Linked DNA regions of Homo sapiens: region 1 is linked to region 2. Evidence: chromatin loops called from intact Hi-C (ENCODE). Cell type or tissue: Caco-2. All regions are shown on one strand. Links, peaks and the distances in the headings refer to the core of each region. The heading gives the core; the rest is flanking DNA. Region 1 overlaps LSM6 (LSM6 homolog, U6 small nuclear RNA and mRNA degradation associated). Region 2 has its middle 26 kb from the start of LINC01095.

Region 1 (4,403 bases), core at 274-4,273, 96 kb before region 2:
ATTAACATTTAAATAAGTAGACCTATTTAAAGTAAATAAAACAGACTACCCCCCATAATGTGGGTGGGCCTCATCCAATCAGTTGAAGGCATTAATAGGAAAACACTGACTTCCTTGGAGGAAAAGGGAGTTCTTCCAGCAGCCAGCCTTCAGACTTGAGTGGCAATTCTTCCCTGGGTCTCCAGGCTGCCAGCCTACCCTGCAGATTTTGGGCTTGCCTCCACAATTGTGGGAGCCAAGTCCTTAAAATCTCTCTATACATCCTATTGGTTCTGTTTCTCTGGAGGAACCATGACTAGTACACATCATGTGGTAGGTTACTACCACTGTTCACCAGTATTTCTGGTTGTCTCTCCTGGGTCCATGAAAGGATTATACTTTTCTGAAAACTTAAAGTAAGCCCTGACCGTGTAACTTGCTTTGCCTAATAATGGGGTAGAAGTGACACTAGCTTTAAGCAAAAGGTTTTAGGAGCCAGGGAGTGATCCTTTCTGCCCTTCCCCTGCCACAGCAGATGCTGATTCCTCAGGTTGAGATGGTGGAAACATAAGGTGCTACCTCCCTCGGCCTGGGCCCCCAGGTGACTGCAATCAGTGGAGTCCCACCTATGGGCCCCTGTGCACATGGAGCATAAGTAAGATCATTAGTTGTTTCAAACCACTGAGATTTGGGGTTTGTGACTAACACACTACTGTGGGCGGGGTATAAGGAGCCCTGTATCCCAGCAACATCCACTCTACCGTACATATTACACATTTTTAATTTTTTCATTTTTCCAAGTTCAATAAAACGTCTATTTGATATAAACACTGAATAGTGACTTGAAATACCGTATGCACATGATGGTAATAAAATTGCCTAAGATTGTTACGTAAACTTTTCATAAACTAACCTCTCCTTTAATCCAAATTATTGGTATATTGCCAAACTCACCAACATCCATCCCATTATAAAACTTGGAATAAATTAAGCCCATGTGAATTTGGACATTTGTGTAACCTAGGCATTGAAAACTAGCCTATCCCAAGTGTTTCAGTGTTTTATATTTCATGAAATTCCTGGAATATGCCTCTGCCTTTCTATCTGCTATAACTCCCAAATTACTATGAAGAAAATCCTTCAGTGCTGCAGATGAGTCAAAATGGGTCTTCAAATAAAAAAAAATCCAACATGACTGTTCAGTTAAACCACACAAAAGCTGGCTTTTCTAGGAGAAGGAAAAAAACAAAGATGGGAGGCTGAACTACCTGGGCCTGTGGGTAAACAGGGCATAGTTACGTTCAGATTTCAGAATTATCCACTCCTGAGTTTATTTGGAATTTCAAGATACGAACATACAGTTGAGATGCTCAAATCCATCTAAAATGTTCAGGTTTTTAAAAGAATTCTTACAATTTTGGCCCAATTTTTTAAAAAAAGGATGGAGGGTACCACTTTCCCCCATAAATACCCAAACCTACAAACTCAGTATGGAAGGTGCAATGTCATATTTCCTTTTTTATCTACCCCCCTAAGGTATAGCACAGTGCCTGCCTACAGCTGTCATCCAATAAATGCCAAACTGATTTCTGCCACCACATTCTGAAATCCCCACTCCCTGGCCACCTCCCGCATCTTTTAAAGGAGGGACTAACAGGTATCAGAGAGGGCTCTCTCCACTGTCCTGTCGTACATGACACATACCACTCTCACCGTCCACTCTTGCATTTTCACCCCCACTCTGGCTAATTGGACTTCAACAGTGAATCTAAGTTAGTCGGTCAACAACAGAGACACAGCTGTACTGCTGTGTACTGGTGGTACAACAGACAGCAGCGACTGGAATTAAGATAGTTGCTGGATATTCAGACCCCAGAGGTCAGGACTAACCCTGCCACTCTTAGGTGGCATCTACCTCCACAATGGTCAGGGGCAAGCTTAGCGAAGACAGGCAGAGACACTCCACTGAGCACACGGCCTCCTGAAACCAGGTCGGTGGGGAGAAAAACTGAAGGTTGTCTTCCTTTCACCAACAATTTCTTTTTGTGGAGAAAAAAAAATTATAGTTAATGCAGTTGGGCTGTGGGGAACAGCAAGGCCACAGCATGGGCTGGGATTTACCTCTGAATCTAAGAGCTAGCCAGTACTCTGGAGGATCATCTGCTCGGAGGACAAAGGTCAGTGCAATCATAGGCGTGTCTGCCCCCAGTAAGGGAACATTCTGGATCTTTGGCCTGGAATGCTGTACTGAGGTCACCCAAGAGTCAGTGATTATCAAAGACAATTTTACCCCCTAGAGGTTGCTTCTATTGTTACAGATTATTATAGCCTCCGGGGCGGTAAGCCTTACACAGCAAGTCCAATGCTGCTGCACTTTTAGACCTTAAGGAAATCCCGTAAGCATTTGTTACTATTATTAATTAAGCATAATTAAGCGCTCCTAGCATGCATTCCATATTGCCTTGAGCAGAAAGCTTCAGATGTAAACCATCTTTCAATAACATTCCCTTCCTGAATGCTGAGATGAGAACATGAAAATCATACCACATGTCTGCCATCTGTATTTGTACTTGTCAACAGCTCTGTTTTGGGATAAACAGTTTTGAAATAAGAATCAATTCGACTTGTTGGAAGATTAGCCAAGGAATAGCTCAAAGACCAAAACAGAAAATGAAGTCAGATAGTCTGAAAATCGAGCACAATTTTGTTTCTCGCTAAACATTCTGTTTTGTCACAGCCCAAGAGAAAGAGTGTGGCAGACAGGGTTTGGGGGCACACAGACAGGGAAAATGTATGTTCTCAAGTAAAAAATTCTTCAACCTGGAACAAATGTCTTCGCTACAATGCAACTAGAAATCATTCACTGACCTCTAGGAGACTACAGTTAAGAACAAAGCAATTTAAGCATTTACACTTTGTTTCATGGTTCTACTATGTGAAGGTATACACAGGGGACAACTTGAGCGGGTTCAAGTGCATAATACAGTCCTTTATTACCATAAAAATGGCAGCACTTCCCAAAGTTGATCTTGATTAAAAGTAGTTCCATGGTTGAAAACAGTACTCCACTGTAGAGCTATTAAACTAGAGAGATGGCAAGGGGAAAATAAAGACTTATATATCAAAGGCGAGGTCAGGGAAGAAGTTAGAAAAAACAGGACGCTACAGATTAGTGGGAGACTACAATGGAATTGCTTTTAGAGGTGGCTGATATAAGTGAATGAAGGGACACAATAACCTGCAGCCCCACATATTCTACAAAACAAATGAGAACATGTATGCTCCACTTGGAGAGCCATCCATTTTCTCCTTAAAAGAACTCATTTATAAAAGAGCAAATTGGTGATTTGTACTTACATACTGGACCTTTTCCAAGCCCCTGTCAAGAAGTGATAAATTATTGAAGCATAGCATAAAGTGTTTTATTTTCAGTGTGCACACGGTAAAACCCTGTGAAATGCTTCTGTTCACCTTTCCCAAGTTATTAATTAAAAAATAATTGTTTCCAATTACTCTCTGATCTTTAAAATAAACCAAGACAAAACACTACATACACCTCTCCAGAATCAGCACTGCCCCTTCCCTCTCTCCTTCTCGATCCTGCCCCCCATCCTTCAACCAAGCAGTTGTTTCGAATCACACCATCGGCTCCTGAAATAGGAATGCTATTTAGATTGGGAAGGGAGGGAAGAGGAAGTCCAATACAACATTCACACAATTGTCTGGTATTCATTCAACCACAGTGCCCAGATATATTTGTTGTTCCTAGAGACAGCGTAAAACTGTTTGGAGAATAAAGCAGGGTTGTGGAAAGCTCATTAATAAATTGTGAAAATCCTCTCAGCAGGAGTCACATAACCAGAGGAGCTGCCTTGTGCCAAGCAACATAAAGCCTGGTGCTCTGCTCCTGGACAATGTCAAAGGCAAATACAGCTGATTTTTGAGAAAGGCCTCCCTACAGCCACTTGCTAGACCAGAGTTAGGAAAAATTCTTTCCCAATCTCAGCTCGGCAATTAGAACCTGAATTATGTTTACAAACTCTAGGCTTTGCTTTAATCTGACTGTGAGAGATGTACAGGAATGGCCCCTCCCCTACTGTGTTCATAAACTGAGAGAATAACGTTGATGCCAATGCTCCTGAAAGGGAGCAGGGAAACCTAAAAAGTCTAATTGCATAAGGAGATGCAGGGGGACCACTGACAGGAGGGCTTTCTCCTCACTGAAATCTTGTTCATCTTTAGGATTTCTCCAGCACCTCAGTTCGAATTCCCACTCCTTATGTGCAAGTGGCACTCTTGGCTTTCCAATTCTGTTTTTTATTTAGGTGACTCAATCAGTGGCTGAACTTCTGATCCTGTGGCCCCTTTTTGTAGCTTCAGACTGAAACTGGATGCCTTTGTAGAACATATTCACGCAAGGATTC
Region 2 (4,403 bases), core at 80-4,079:
TTTTCTTATCTTGATTTCTTTCTGCTTTGGCTCTAGTCTTTGTCTTCCTTGGAATATTTTAATCCCTGGCATTCGGCCAGAGTTTCTGTTGCTGGAGGGTGGACTGCACAGCAGTAGGACCTCTGGGCCTCTCTCGACATTAGGGTACCAAGTCTTTTAAAAGTCCCAGAGTTGGTGTTTTTGCACAGTCATGAAGCAAAGGCTGAGGAAAATTTAAAAATTGAGAGTCATGTTTCTTTCATCTGTTACTACTGCACAGAGTATTAGAATAGGTCATTTTTTAATGATAAGAACTAACATATATTCTATATTCCATCACATATGACCAGTAATAGTTTAAGGGCTTTATGTGAATTACCACCACAACTCACGGGAGAGATCCTATTAGTTCCTCATCTCACAGAGAAGACAGCTGAGGGGGTAATTTATCAGTTACTCAGTTCATCTAACCCTTTGGAGGCAGGGAGGGCCCAGCTATAAGGGGCCATCAGGGGGGCATATAGATACAGAAGGTGAGTTGTGGAGGCGGGAAGGCCTCACTCATCTCCACATTCACTCATTTCATTGTTCAAGAGTTGCTTTTCCACTCTGCCGGGGTGAGTGTGGGGTGGCAAATCTGCCGCTCTCCAGCTAGGTGACCTGTTGTCAGCTTTAAATGACTGCACTAAAGAAAAGTTAAAATTACCAACATCATATTTCTCATGATGGCCTTTCCCCCTAAATTCAAACATGCTCGCTGGGTTCAAGACTCAGCCCCTTCAGGGTTTTCCCAAAGGATATACTCACATTAAGCCTATCATGTGTTGGGAATCACGTGTGTAGATCTGACTGGCCCCAGGAGGGGTCCCTTTCTACCCTCTCACCAGCATTTCATTCTCTCTGTCTAGCACCTTCCCGAAGCACCCCCAGCTCCCACCCCCAATCCCTTGTCACCATGGGGAGGCACTGGGATGTGTGGTCCACTTCTTTCTCAGGGTGTAGCCTAATTTTTTGTAAGTGTCTCATGGGCTTAGCAAAACCCTCCTCAGATGGGATTCTCATACCAGCTGCAACAGAAATAACATTTTCTCTGTATCATTATACTCAGGAACTGACTTTTTAACTGAATTATCACCTGAACCTTGACTTTAGAGGCAATACCTAAGAATTATACACATTTGCCCTTAGTTAATTTTAAGAAGATGCCTGAAATAGGAATCCTATAACTCAAACTTAAAGTCTAATAATCTAAAGATAATGAAAAATCATTAATGAAGTATCAGTGACTCAGTTGAGGTCAACTTTGTAGAGACTGAAGATTACAACACTAAAACCAGTGGGGATTCCAAGGTCCAGATTACTGAAATGTTATACCTTTGAACGCCAAGTATCCTGAGTTACCACACAATAAGACAGACGTTCCTCTCTACACACCACAGACATCTCTTACTATTTAAGGCTCCAACTTACAAGGAAAGAATCAGTAGTTAATTTCCTGAAGCCAAGGAATAATTTCCTTTTAAGTTCCTTTATATTTCCTCTTCATTTCTTAACCTTGTAAATCTCTTATCTCCATTTCTTCTTTATTCCAAGGCTGTTAGAGTGTTTCCTTTTCCCACCATTTCTATACTATTATATTATATATCCCACCATTTCTAATGCTAGAGCCATAGCAGCTGACTTCCTTTATCTCCATCTAAGTCCCCATCAAAAGCCATTCATCTACAGGTCAAGTGCAATCTGTTCCTTCGTGATGTTATGGCTTGGTAGGAATCTAGCTATAGCTCTGTGTAGTACAATAAATGGATCGCAGCACAGCCATCCAGTCATTCTTGCTCTCTGCTGGCTGGTTTAAAAATTGACAAGGCTGTACTGATTGAGGAGATTGAAGGCAATGAACTGAATCAACTAGTTTTACTGCACTATAATGTGAGTCAAATGTCTGAATGTGGCCTGCACCTTCTCTTCTTTTTTTATAACCTTCCTTAACATCTGTATATAAAACCAACTTCTTTCTTTGCTTCATGCCTCTCTCCTCACTATTTCCAAAAAAAAGTTCTACCAAATCCCAAACACAATTTTTTATATAATAGTGTGGATCCCTTAAAACATGCCCTTTAGAAAGTGAAAATACTAATCCAAAATAAGACTTGAAAACATATAATTTCAACTTAGTCTTGTTTTTGTGAACTAGACAGTAAAACATCAGGTATGCTATCAGAACCTCAGATATAAATAAAGATATCAAGCTATAGTATTTTAATGCTCTATTTTTGCAGTATTTAGCTCACAATTTCATTTTACCGATGCTAGCCTTAACTTTGAAAAGATGACCTCGGACCACAGTTTCTCTGTCACCATTTAGTGATCCCAGTCAGCTACTGAATCTTAGCTTGGTTTGTGTTCAGTTATCTTCCCGTAAGTCTACTATTCCTCCTGGTCATTTGTTCTCAAGGTCTCTCATACTTGCCACACCAGCTGTTTGTGGGTTAAAAACCCTGGTGAACATAGGCACACTATTTTTGGCTCACATAACTACCTATGCTTGTGCAAAATGTTCATATGAAAATAACCCAATTTTAGAATAGTGTTTAAAATCACCTTTAACAAGCAACCAAGCTTAATTGCTCTACAGCGCCATCTAGTGACACTGAATTTGCATCCCAATCCATCATAAACCCATTGGAGACTGTTTCCTGAAGTTTTTTGGGCCCTAAATGGACAGATCTTCTACATTCTCACAAGTTCCCATTATGCTTAATAAATAGAGTATATCTGACTATAGTCAATGGAAGCAGATTTTTTTCTACTACCAAAGGGTACAATACCTTTTCTTATTTCAAAAATGTATTAAAATTCTTCATTCTTGCTGATCTTTTTCTCTCAAGTTGGATAAATTTCTGCCAGAAATCTAAGAAATTTCTTGGTTTTCATGTCAGATCATATGTATCACTTATGAGTACTAACTGTGTACCAGGTGCTGACTTAAGCACTTTAACATCTATTAACTGAATTGATTTTCACAATGGCCTATCAAAATTGTTGCTCTTAGTACACACATTTTGCATTTGTGCAACAAGGGACAAAGATGCCTCAAGTTACACTGCTAGTAAATACTCTCTGGATAAGTATTCCTTTTACTTTATTAATTCCCCTTTGCAAATCTTATTTCTGGGTAATAAAAAAGGCTGTTCCTAAGTTTTTTAGTAATTCATGAAATCAAACACTATTGGCCTAAAAAGTTAAATGCATCTTGTCTCTCTGAGGTCATGTTGGAGAGAATTAGAGCTCTCTATAGCCATGATGGAGGCTATCATGAGAGATATTTTGTAACTTTGAATGAAGGTCATCTCCAGCCTCGAAGAGTTAGCCACCTGCAGCTGTAGGTGTACCCAAAATTGTAATACACAGCTGAAGACAAAAGGAAACTTTCAAGATTCACCAAAGCAGTAAGGTTTATAATGTGAGGGAGACAGGCCATGAAAGTGATTTTAAAAATCTAAGAAAATTAAAATCATGTTGATTGTATAATACCCTGCCCAAACAGCAATAAGTTGGTTGTAGCAGAACTTGGAAAACAGGACAAGAATTTATGTTTATCCAGAACTACCCAAGGGTTATGGGTCTAGAACCCATAGACGTTTTCCTTAAACAAAGAAGTATGCTCTGTTTTTGGACAAGGAGATTCATTACATTTTCCCTGGCTTGAATGATATGTTTTTCAAGACTGTCTACCTTTCTTTGAATGAATGTCATGCTGACTTAGCAACTGTGCCAGTTACCAATTTCTTGCCTCTCAACTTCAAATCCATCCCTTATTACCTACTCTGTGAGGATGGAGCTGGACCCTGTAAATATTTCTCCTTTGGTATCTGGCATGATGCTCTGTTTGTCAGTGGAGGGTGCAAGAAAGACAGAAGAGGAGGAAGGGGTATATCTTTCTGATTCTGGTCTGTTCTCTTCTCTAGGTTCCTTCTACGTGTGGGGCTTCTCCACTGCCAGGTTCCTGCAGCAAGTAGCAGTCACCAGCACCCAGTGGCCAGCAGCTTCCTCCACCACCTCCTGCTTGACACTGGAGTAAATTCCAAAACATGGCACCACCCTGTGAATAGCTTCCTTGACACCCAAGAAGGTGGGTTTCCAGCAAGTTCTACTGGTGAGGCATTTCAGTGGCTTGTCAGCCATCCTTGAGCCACAGCTGCACTCTCTGCAATAAGATCTGTTTCTTGCTGAGGGCTTTTATCTCAGCCCTAGGAGTAATCTTATATCTGCTATCCTTGTATTCTGTAGAGTAATTTATATTTCTTACTAGTCAATCCATTATTATCCGAATTCTCTATTATAGTTAATAATTCTTTATATTAAACATTCCCTGTTTGAATTACTGTGTGGTTTTTCTCTCCTTTTTGATTGATTTTTCTCTT

What was found. A loop is a pair of places that touch in the nucleus more often than their neighbours do. Peaks named below come from ENCODE experiments on the same cell type or tissue, not always from the same donor. Only the 100,000 strongest peaks of a DNase experiment are listed, where the experiment ranks them.
Region 1: a loop joins it to region 2, with 2.0 times the contacts of the local background. A loop is called at or near these places in 1 of 110 quality-filtered maps.

Annotation. Positions count from the first base shown.
Region 1 is chr4:146,190,080-146,194,482 of GRCh38, reverse strand. It overlaps LSM6 (LSM6 homolog, U6 small nuclear RNA and mRNA degradation associated), which reads right to left. Exons shown (of 4, transcript NM_007080.3): 4 at 2,948-4,403. Among named protein-coding and RNA genes, the nearest start is that of LSM6, 17 kb to the right of the region's middle. In Caco-2, for the core only: no CTCF peak of the experiment used is centred there; a DNase peak (open chromatin) is centred at 2,182.
Region 2 is chr4:146,093,513-146,097,915 of GRCh38, reverse strand. No RefSeq gene overlaps it. Among named protein-coding and RNA genes, the nearest start is that of LINC01095, 26 kb to the left of the region's middle. In Caco-2, for the core only: CTCF peaks have their summits at 2,361 and 2,568; no DNase peak of the experiment used is centred there.